2 separate regions of the Homo sapiens genome follow, and region 1 is linked to region 2. Evidence: chromatin contacts called from ENCODE Hi-C or POLR2A ChIA-PET data. All regions are on one chromosome and are shown on one strand. The core of a region is the stretch at or near the end of the contact, and the rest is flanking DNA. Distances in the headings are between cores, read along the strand shown. Region 1 overlaps NID1 (nidogen 1). Region 2 holds the start of LINC02768 (long intergenic non-protein coding RNA 2768).

The links. Hi-C counts contacts between places; a loop is a spot of excess contacts on that map. ChIA-PET counts read pairs that join two places held with the same protein, here RNA polymerase II (POLR2A). Pooled maps may share reads with other maps.
Region 1: a map of heart left ventricle shows a loop between it and region 2 (2.0-fold over the local background). The contact joins the enhancer-like site here to the promoter of LINC02768 in region 2. A Hi-C loop is called at or near these places in 6 of 168 maps with a recorded cell type or tissue (Right ventricle myocardium inferior, endothelial cell of umbilical vein, gastrocnemius medialis and 2 more) and 6 of 50 pooled maps. POLR2A ChIA-PET finds 5 or more read pairs at or near these places in 10 of 52 experiments (A673, BJ, GM12878 and 7 more).

Annotation. Positions count from the first base shown.
Region 1 is chr1:236,015,434-236,020,961 of GRCh38, forward strand. It overlaps NID1 (nidogen 1), which reads right to left. Exons shown (of 20, transcript NM_002508.3): 10 at 1,715-1,840. Among named protein-coding and RNA genes, the nearest start is that of LINC02768, 46 kb to the left of the region's middle. Within about 2 kb of position 1,543, at least 13 of the 41 ENCODE cell types and tissues checked have a DNase peak (open chromatin) inside an H3K27ac peak, as active enhancers do; they include PC-3, gastrocnemius medialis, heart left ventricle and 1 more, where a contact is called at or near this core.
Region 2 is chr1:235,969,742-235,975,321 of GRCh38, forward strand. LINC02768 (long intergenic non-protein coding RNA 2768) reads right to left here and starts at 2,770. Exons shown (of 3, transcript NR_183724.1): 1 at 2,020-2,770. RefSeq lists an enhancer at 2,309-2,358.

The DNA of each region.
Region 1 (5,528 bases), core at 293-2,792, 44 kb after region 2:
GCCAGGAGTTCAAGACCAGCCTGGCCAACATGGTGAAACCCCGTCTCTACTAAAAATACAAAACTTAGCTGGGAGTGGTGGTGCATGCCTGTAATTCCAGCTACTTGGGAGACTGAGGCAGGAGAATCTCTTGAACCCAGGAGGCAGAGGTTGCAGTGAGCCAAGATCGCGCCATTGCACTCCAGCCTGGGTGACAATAGCAAAACCCTGTCTCAAAAAAAAAAAAAAAAAAAAGGGAGGCTAGAGCTCAGGGGAGAGGACAAGAGCCTGCCCACAGCTGGCCTGTGTCCTCCTTGACAGCTCCTGAGGCACCTCCAAGAGCTCCATGGGTCACAGGAAACCAATGATCCGGTCTAATCACTTCATTTTACAGACGAGGAACTGAGCCCCAGAGAGGTTGTCTTCCTCAAAAGTAAATGTCTGAAGCAGACATTTGCCCAGCACCTGTCTTGCATCCCAGCCTGCCCCTTCAGTGAGTGTGGACATCAGGAATGACTGGATCCAGAAACCCAGGTCACCATGCTCCACACAGGTGTCCCAGGATGGATCTCAGTTACTGTGCACATCAGCACCCAAGGGATAAAGTATCCACTGCCCAAGCTTGAGCCGAAGTGTAATGTAAATGGTATGGCCATTAAAATTAAACGTTTGAATCTGCTTAGCCTCAAAAAGCAGAGAAAGAAATCAGGTCAAATACACAGAAACTGATGTTCCCTACTGAGGAAAAAAAAAAAAGAAGTAACTTCAGCAGAGTGAAAATCTCAACTGTGCAGAGGGGACTGGCCTCCCTGAGCTCACAGATGTTTGGGTCACACTCAAAATATGAGAACTGCCTGTTCCCTCCCACCCTCAAGACACCACCTCACCCCACGACCTTGGCAGGCTTACCCAAGCTTTGAGACAGAGCAAAAAGAAAACATTCTAGGGTTTAGCGAACAGTGAGGAAGAGGCAAGAAGATGGTTTGCTGACATGGTACAAGAGGAATCTGTTTTAAATTGGGAAGACATGTTGAGTTCAGATGCGCATTTGACATGGCACCCTCCAGACCTGGGAACAAGAATCTTGAACGACCAGGTCAAAGTGCAGCAGGAGGAAAAAGAGGAAGAATTTAAACAATCTGGCTGTTCGTGGCTGACCCATCCTCATCATCACCCAAATCATCATTCAGCAAGAGCATAATTAACCTAATTAATAGCCGCAACTTACTTCTATAAGGCTAAGAAATTATGCTGCTGCTCGTGGTTGGTAAAATTAAAATCCATAAATAGAATGACCCCAGTTGGAATTTTAGGTGTAACTAAAGTAGAATTCAATCTAAGATAGGTAATGATCCAAAAGTACCTATAAGGTGCTCCCTCAATGTGAACCCCAAGGCTACTAATTACTGGAAGAAACATGTCTAATAGCTTATAGTTATTAAAAGCATAATGAAAATGATTAAAAGAAGTTTATAAGAGGCAAATGTAATGCAAAAGCTGGCAACAGGTGAGGCGATGGTATTACTAGTGTAGGCAATAATGTTGCTTACTCATTACACTTGTGACTCTCCAGATAGTTGGAGGGCAGAGGCTAAGTCTGATTCATCTTTATAAATTGCTCTTCCCAGCACCTTCCAACTTGACCAGACTCATTTTACCTGGGACCAGAACTTTTGCATAAGAGCTAATGCACACCATGTGAATACTGTTTCGAAAAGTTACCTGGAGAACTTACCCACACACGTTCCCTCATCTGAAAACTGGTAGCCCTCCACACACTCGCAGCGGAAGGTTCCTGGGTGATTATTGCAGATTGTGTGGCTCCCACACACTGAGGGTTGTTCTGAACATTCATCAATATCTGCAGCAAAAATTTTTTTTTACTGCAGGCTTTTTTTTAAAGCTCTTCAAACATTACTGACTATAATAAAATAGCATTGTCACCTAAGAATAGATCAATTTTAAAACAAAATTTTCTTTTTTTTTTTCCGAGATGGAGTCTTGCTCTGTCGCCCAGAGCTGGAGTGCAATGGTGCAATCTCGGTTCACTGCAACCTCTGCCTCCAGGGTTCAAGTGATTCTCCTGCCTCAGCCTCCCCAGTAGCTGGGATTACACGTGTGTGCCACCACGCCTGGCCAATTTTTGTATTTTTAGTAGAGATGAGGTTTCAGCATGTTGGCCAGGCTGGTCTCAAACTCCTGACCTCGTGATCCACCCGCCTTGGCCTCCCAAAGTGCTGGGATTACAGGCGTGAGCCACCGCCCCTAGCCTAAAATAAATTTTCTATGTATCAAAAGTAGTGTTAAATACAATTTTTGTCTGTGCATAACTGGAGAGAGTGATCCCCATGCCTTTCTCCTAAGGAAACGTGTGCTTCCCCCACCTCTCCTAGAGTTAATTTCTGAGCCTGGGGCCCCTGAACACGAGTCTTTCCCATTAGATTGCCAAATACATGTTACAAGGACACAGAGACACATCTCTGGACTCTGAATACTGAGAGTCTCTGAATATTAAATATACTTTCAAATCCTAAACTTGAGAGTATATTTAAATATGCTATTATTCGAAAATATTACTTTCTCTGTTACTGTTACAAAGGAAAATTGAACAATTTACAGCTTAATTGTGAATTTTTGAATATTATCTAGGGCTTAATGGACTAAAAGGGAAGTCATTCACTCATGAGATTGTAAATGAACAAAGAGAGTGATGTCCTTTTATATGACAATACTACAGCCACCATCATGGGGTAACGTGGAGCAAACAAACATAGGCTTTGGAGTTGGACATAGCTAGGTTCAAATCCTGCTTCCTTTAGCTATTAACTTGTGTGGTCTTGGGCAAGTTATCCAACTACTCAGCCTCAGTTCTCCCTTTGGTAAATAAGTATACTACTACTCATCTTGAGGGTTCTTCTGCAGATTACGGAAAATGGATGGAGGTCAGAGAAGCACCCAACAATGTTCCAGACACCCAGCTATGATTATACTAACTAGAGATTCATCCAACACCCCAGCCATGGTGATGAATTTGGCTAACTCTGGGAACACGCCCCTCAGATGGCCGCCAGGCTTTGGGGGCCAGGCTGTGGCTACCACTTGTGTAAGGCTGGTGGGCCCAGGCAAGAAACTGAGCTAACCTGTCATTCCCCCTGGTTATGTGGCCACTGATGGGTTGAAATGAACAGTTACACAAGGTCCTTCCCACGTCAACCTCATACTCAGAGTGTAGACAGCTACTTCTGGCATTTCTAAAACCCTGAGATGTGCATGAGGAGGGCCTCCCAAAGTGCTGGGATTACAGGCGTGAGCCACAGCCCCTAGCCTAAAACAAATTTAGACATGTTTTAGACCTAAAACAAATAAGACATGTTTCTCATAATGGCCGAGACCACACAGCTCTTCTCCCCCTCATAAATCTCTTCCCCAGCGCTTTCATATGAATCGTTGACATGTGGGAGTCAAAGCCTCCTATGTCCACCTTCAATGTCCAGTCTAGCCAGGCCTTTATTGGTGAGACAAATGTCCTACTGGCCTATTGGTCAACATTGCACAAGACAAGCATTCTTGATCACATCAGCCTCATAGTTTGTCCTGTACCCAGGCAAATACCCAAACCAAATGCTCTTCAACTTTTAGAGATTATACTGATATGTGCGTGTTCTGTGACGTGTTTAAGACACAAGGTCTCAGGACTGAACCAGGCACTGCCAGAAGGTTCTGGAACAAAGCCCCTCCCAAAGCAGGCTGTTATGCAAGCTGGAGCTGGGGAGGCTGTGGGGGAGGAGTGCACCCAGCACGTTTGGACTTCACAGCTCCATCCATCAGCTGCCGCTGCAACATGGGAGAAAAAAGGGGCTTCCTGTGTCCACTGCCTCTGTGCTGCAACTCTCAGAGGACACTCCCAGCACAGATGTCTGGAAACATTGTACATATTGCAGGGCTCAGTGACTTAGACTGCATTGCCAAAGCACGAGAGCACAGAGCAGCAGTTTTCAATCAAGAAGACAGAGCAAAATCACAGGGGATCTTCTTCAAGCTCTGTTCCTCCCTGGGAACATTTACGCAAGGGGAAGCTGTGTTTTGGAAAAGCTTCTATGTGACCAGGCTCTTCTCTCTAGCCCTACCTGAAAAGCTATTGACAAATAGGACCTCAGGGCTGCTGGGATGATGGAGGGAATGGTTCCCTAGCACAACCTCCACCTCCATGCCGGCTTACACATACACGCCAGACTAGACAACACCCTTTCTTAAGGGACAAGACCCTAGCAATTTCTGAGCTAATAGTCCACGGTCTTTGCAGTTTGGAAATTCTTCCTAATGTATAATTTAAATCTTCTCTTCTAGGACCAGGCACGGTGGCTCAGGCCTGTAACCCCAGCACTCTGGGAGGCTGAGGCAGGCAGATCACCTGAGGTTAGGAGTTCGAGACCAGCCTGACCAACATGGTGAAACCCCATCTCTACTAAAAATACAAAAATTAGCCAGGCAGCATGTGCCTGTAATTCCGGCAATCCGGGAGGCTGAGGCAGGAGAATTGCTTGAACCCAGGGGGTGGAGGTTGCAGTGAGCCGAAATTGCGCCATTGTACTCCTGCCTGGGCGACAGAGCAAGACTCTGCCTTAAAAAAAAAAAAAAAAAAAAAACAAAAACAAACTTCTTTTCTATAAATTGAAGCCAGGTCCTTAACCCTTTCTTCAGTGGTATTGAAAACTGGCAATAACTGTCTCTCATAACATACCACAGTATCTGCTAGAAAATGATTATTCTTATTATTTAACATCTGGTCAACCTCTTCTCTGGAAAGAGATTTCCTTTCACAGGATCACTTTCTAACTCAATAGGAAAATCCTGGATCATTCTTGTCATTGCTGCCTCCTTTTTGACTTTTTTCAGAGTGGCTACTTTTCACATATTTTCAACAACTCTAAGTTTCTCCAATTTTTCCCTTTTATAAAGGCCAGGCTCTTAGAGGAGAAGAGTCTCATTACCAATTTGCTAAATGCCTTCTACATACTCGACGATTACTCAATGAGAGATGAGCCAAAACTATCTCTACGGGCTCTAAATTGAGAAACAGCGGGAGCCATCCTGCCATGGACCAGAGTGAATCACAGAGCTCTGTGAAATCGTCTCCAAATTACTGTGGAGAGTCACTGTGCGACGTCTCACCAAAACCACCCTTGTTTGGGGTGTCATATACCATCATATCAGCGCTGCACACACTGAATCACAAAGGCTCATCCTCATTCTCCTCTAACGCACTTCCCAAGTCCAAATAACACATGAAGTGATCTGCTTAATGCAATTTCCTATTTTAAGCCTCATGTCTCGATACATTAACACTTCAAGGCATGTTCTAGTGACCCAGAACAATAAGTGTCCTGACTGGGAATACACTCGCATTCCACGGAGGTAATAAGTCAGAACAACCACTCACCACAGGACAAAAGCAAGTCTACATGCGACCACCTGTCTTTCTGGACAAGGATATCGGAGGATTTTCTAGGATGGTGCAGATTACATAAAGGATGGCTGGTTGTGCCTTC
Region 2 (5,580 bases), core at 1,520-4,019:
AGCCTGGGCAACAGAGCAAAACCCTGTCTCAAAAAAACAAACAAACAAACAAACAACAACAACAACAACAAACCCTTGGGGAATATTATTTGCAAAATAGACAACAAAAGGTTAATTAGCTTTAAAATGTAAAGGACACTTATAAATCAGTGAGATTCTCCCAATTAGAAAAAAGAACTGAGGACTAGAAGGACAATTGACAAAAGAACTTTAAGTGGCTAGTGTGCATTTCAAAAGTTTACCGCAACTTAAAGAGTGTAATTTTTTTTCTTTTTAGAGACTGAGCCTCAGTATGTTGCCCAGGATGGGCCTCAAACTCCTAGCTTCAAGCAGTCCTCCCATGTTGGCCTCCCAAAGTGCTGGGATTACAGGCGTGAGTCACTGCAACCAGCCAATAATGTAAATTTTAATAAACAAACACCACCTATGTAATTGGCAAAAATGAAAAAATAAACTATGCAAAGGCAAAAACATAGGTAAACGGGCCCTCTCCAACACTCCCGCTGGTGGAAGTATAAAGTGGTACAAACTTTCTGTAAGGCAGTTGGGGAGTATCTATTGAAAGTCTTAAATTTTTAAATAATCCTGAGTTGAAATTTATCCTAAAGATATTAATAAGGACACTGAGGGTCGGGCGTGGTGGCTCATGCCTGTAATCCCAGCACTTTGGGAGGCCGAGGCGGGTGAATCATGAGGTCAGGAGATTGAGACCATCCTGGATAACATGGTGAAACCACATCCCTACTACAAATATAAAAAATTAGCTGGGCATGGTGGCACATGCCTGTGGTCGCAGCTGCTCGGGAGGCTGAGGCAGGAGAATTGTTGAACCCGGGAGGCGGAGGTTGCAGTGAGCTGAGATTGCACCACTGCACTCCAGCCTGGGCAACAGAGCGTGACTCTCAAAAAAAAAAAAAAAAAAAAAAAAAGGACACTGATATTAGTATGTGGGTGTTTATTGGTTTATTGTTATTTATCACATCAAAAAACACATAGAAACACCCTAAAAGTTCATCAATAAATGAACTGGTGAGAGTTTATTGTCCATATAATAGAGTATGATACTATTATGTAGTTGATCAAAGTAATGTTCATATGCACATTTATTTAAATGGAAAACAAAAATACGGAAAAGTATCACAGGATCACATTTTTTGTTATATATATATCTTACAAAAATATATGTAAAAGTATTGTGTGTGTGTGTTTACAACATTTCTGGACAAGATTGTAGTGATGAGGCCATTATTGAGTAATGAAATTACTGTTATTTGTTTTTCTTGTGCCTTTATTTTCCAACTTTCTAAATGAAAATGTGCTGAATACAAATAAATAATAATGTAAGATAAAGTAAAAATAAATTTTCATTTAAGGTATTTCTTAAAAAGGGGGGTGAGGAAGGGTATTTAGAGTAAACCAAATCTGGAACTGGACTCTGCTCTGACGGCGTGACCTTTGCCAAGTTACTTCACCTCCTTAACCCTCAGTTTCCTGACTTACTCAATGGGCACAATAAATTCTACTACATAAGGTTATCCTGAGTTAGTTTTCCCATTTCCATCCAGCTAATAAAAGCTTCTTGCTGCACTCTCTCTCCTGAGCCTTCTCCCTTCTCTGATCCCCTTAACAAAGTGGTTCGAAGCAATCATTTAGCATCACCTGTTATTACTACCTGCTTAGTGACTAGACGCCCACTTATTTGCAAAAGCCCTGCATTTTCTGGAATTAGCCTGCTATTCCGTGTTTTCCACTTAGATTCACTCAGAACCTGGTCCATAAGGAGACGTATGCACTTTTGCATACACAGAATACACTCAGGAATACTTCTGTGTTTTCGTACCTCGGTGTAAGATGCTGAGCCCACGGCTGGGGATCTCGTGTGACGAATGTCTGCAAATGTTTGAGTAAGGAGATGACTTGGGGAGGAAAAGGGCTGGGCTATTTGGTGGAAATCTGAATTTAGATGAAGAGGCTTGACCATAATTGGGAAGTTCTTTTGCTAGCAGTTGGGCAACTCACCAATATGAAGAAAGCTCTTGAGTGGGACGATGGGAAGGCCCGAGCATAGCTTCTTTTGGGGAAGTTATCCGGGTAGCCAGGCCTGGGACGCTCCCCGCGCTCCGCCCTCACTTCTCTCTTCCCCCAAAAACAGGCATTGAGAGGCTCTTACTGCCCTCACGTGGCCCCTTCTGGAACTGTCTTTGAGGAGACCCGCCCAGATTTAAACTGAATCACGGGGGCTGGAGAGCACACACGCAGGCTTGCCAGTTAAGCTCATCTGTCCCCACTTAAGCTTCTAGCTACCAGGAAGCCGCTCTTCGAGCCTGTTTTCAAGCCTTTTTGGCCCTTCCGTCTCTTAAGTCCATGTTGTCTGAGCAAAGACCCTTTCTCCGTTGTAAGGAATTCTAAATCCTTTCGGCTGCAGCTTTCAGCAGCGCCTGGCATCCTGGCGGATGAGAAAAAGGGGAAAAACAGCAGCCCAACTTGAGAACCAGAGCTGGGCCGTGACGCTGCTGCGGGGGACTCTGGGTCCCGTCTTCCCCGCTTTCGAGACCTGTGGTCTTCAAATGTGCTCGATAGTACACTCCCTAAAAGAATTTTTGCAAAGTCCTGTTTTTCCCTGTTAAATCAAGTTTAGCTTAAAGCTACTCACATATTTTAAGTTCAGCCTAAAGGTTTCTCTGTGCCTGTAACCTAAAGGGAAGTGTAAATAGTCCCTCTCCCCCTTCACCCTCTCCTCTCCCGCTTTCTGTTTCTGCCTTATCTCTCTGACTCTTCTGCCTCCCTCCTCTGTTTTTAAGGGCCTGCCTGGATAACCCAGGATAATTTGCCTGTTTTAACGTCAGCTACTTAGTCATCTAAATTCCATCTGCAAAGTCCCTTCAGAGCAGTACAAAATTAGAATCTTGAAATCTTTAGAATTCGGCCAGCCACAACAACGATCAGCATTTTGCCAACCTTAGGTATCCAGGAGTTTTTGTTTTTAATTACAGTGATTTTTAAAAAACAGCTTATTTATTTATTTGACAGGGTCTTGCTCTGTGGCCCAGGCTGGAGTGCAGCGGCATGATCATAGCTCACTGTAACCTCAAACTCCCGGGCTCAAGCAATCCTCCTGCCTCAGCCTCCTGAGTAGCTAGGACTACAGGCACTTGCCACTACACCCGGCTAATTTTTAAAAGATTTTGTAGAGATGGGGGTCTCACTATATTGCCCAGGCTGGTCTCAAATTACTGGCCTCAAGTTGTCCTCCTGCCTCAGCCTCCTAAAGTGCTGAGATTACAGATGTGAGCCACTGTGCCCACCCAAAACAGCTTTATTGAGATATAATTCACATGCTATGTAATTCACCCAAAGTGTACCTGCAATGGTTTTGGGTATATTACATTATTAATTTTAAAAATTGTAAAATATGTATATATCATGAAATTTGCCATGTTAATAATTTTTTTTTTTGAGACAGAATCTTGCTCTGTTGCCAGGCTGGAGTGCAATGGCACGATCTCAGCTCACTGCAACCTCCGCCTCCCGGGTTCAAGCGATTCCTCTACCTCAGCCTCCTGAGTAGCTGGGACTACAGGTGCGCACCACCGCACCCGGCTAATTTTTTACATTTTAGTAGAGACGGGGTTTCACCATGTTGGCGAGGATGGTCTTGATCTCCTGACCTTGTGATCCGCCCGTCTTGGCCTCCCAAAGTGCTGGGATTACAGGCGTGAGCCACCGTGCCCAGCCATTAATAATTCTTAAGTGTACAAGTCACTGACATTTATTACATTCGCAATATTGTGCAACCATCACCACTATTTCCAATACTTTTCATTTTCCCAGGTAAGAATTCTGTAGCCATCGAGCAATAACTCTCCATTCCACCTCCCCACAGCCCCCGGTAACCTTTGATCTACTTTCAGTCTCCATGAATTGGTACATTCTAGATACCTCATATAAATGGAAGCGCATATATTGCTTGATAGTTTGTGTCTGGCTTATTTCCCACAGCATAATGTCCTGACGGTTCATCTGTGTTGTAGCATGTATCAGGATTTCATTTGTTAGGCTCAGTGATATTCCATTTTATGTACATAACGTATTTTGTTTATCCATTCATCTGTTGATGGACACTTGGGTTGTTTCCATCTTTTGGCTACAGTGAATGATATTGCAATGGACAGTAACACAGAAGCATCTGTTCCAGCCCTTGTTTTCTATTATTTTGGGTATAGTCCTAGGAGTGGAACTGCTGGATCATATAGTAATTCTATATTCAACTTTTTGAGGAACCACCAAGCTGTCTGTTTTCATTCCCATCAGCAACGGACAACGTTTCCAGATGCTCTCCAGTACTTGTTTTGTTTTGTTTTGTTTTGATAAAAGCCATCTTAATACTGTAAACTGGTGTCAAATTGTGGTTTTTATTTGCATTTACCTAATGACTAATGATATTGAGCATCTTTTCATATGCTTATTGGCCATTTGTATATCTTCTTCATATAAATGTTTATTCAAATCCTTTACTCATTTTTAAATTGTTTGCTTTTGTTGTTGAAATGTAGTTATATTCTGAATATTAATTCCTTATCACATATAGAGTTTGCAAATATTTTCTCCCATTCCATGGGTTGTCTTTTTACTCTCTTGATAGTATCCTTTGATGCAAAAATGTTAATTTTGATGAAGTCCAGCTTACCTGTTTTTTTCTTTCGTTGCTGGTGCTTTTGATATGTCCAAGAAATGTTTGACAAACCCAGTATCATGAAAATTTTTCCCTATATGCTAGCCCCTCAAGGATCAAAAGCAGCAATCAGTAATCAGAACCCACAACCTTGGTTTTTGGAAAACTGGGTCTTTATTGTCCAACCTGGCTCCAGCAAGCCACACTAAGTACCTGAGCTGCTGTCCCCACAACTGACTGCCCTGGGGCTGATCAAGGTGGGTGGTAGTCACCACTAAGTAAAGAGCTGAAATTGACCAAAACTTGCCAGCCTCCTCATCAAGCTTTCTCCTGGGTGCTGCAAGTGTTCCCTAAGATCCTGAATTCCAAAATAGTTGCATCAGACAGCTCTTGCCAGTTCAATTGTTTTAATGGAGGGATAGATTCCAGGAGCTTCTTATCTCCACCATGGAGCTTGATATCGTCTTTGAGTAACCAGATTTTATGGCCAGCATAAAACACTGGAAGTTTTAGCCCTAACATATGTAAGTTGTCTCTTTCAAGAAATTCACACTGGCAGGCTGTATACTGGCTCCACTGATGGTGCCAATTCCCTTCTCTGCAACAACTGAGCTCTGGACACCTCATTCCTGCAACTTCTGAGCCCCCTTCACTCTGTTCAACTCAGAGGCCATTCTCATCCCACCCAGGGGCCAGCATGAGTGGCACTGCCTGTTGGTGGCAGCTTAGAACAGACCAGGGGTCTCACTCCATAGCCAGTGCCAGGAAAGCATCTTTCTTCCTTCTGGAGGTAAAAAGAGAATTAAAACATAGCTTATCTCCAGAGCTGAATCAGAAAACTTTTTCTATTGCCTGCTTGTAGAATATATTTTCTCAATGAAAACAATATCCAAAAGGGTGGCTTGAAA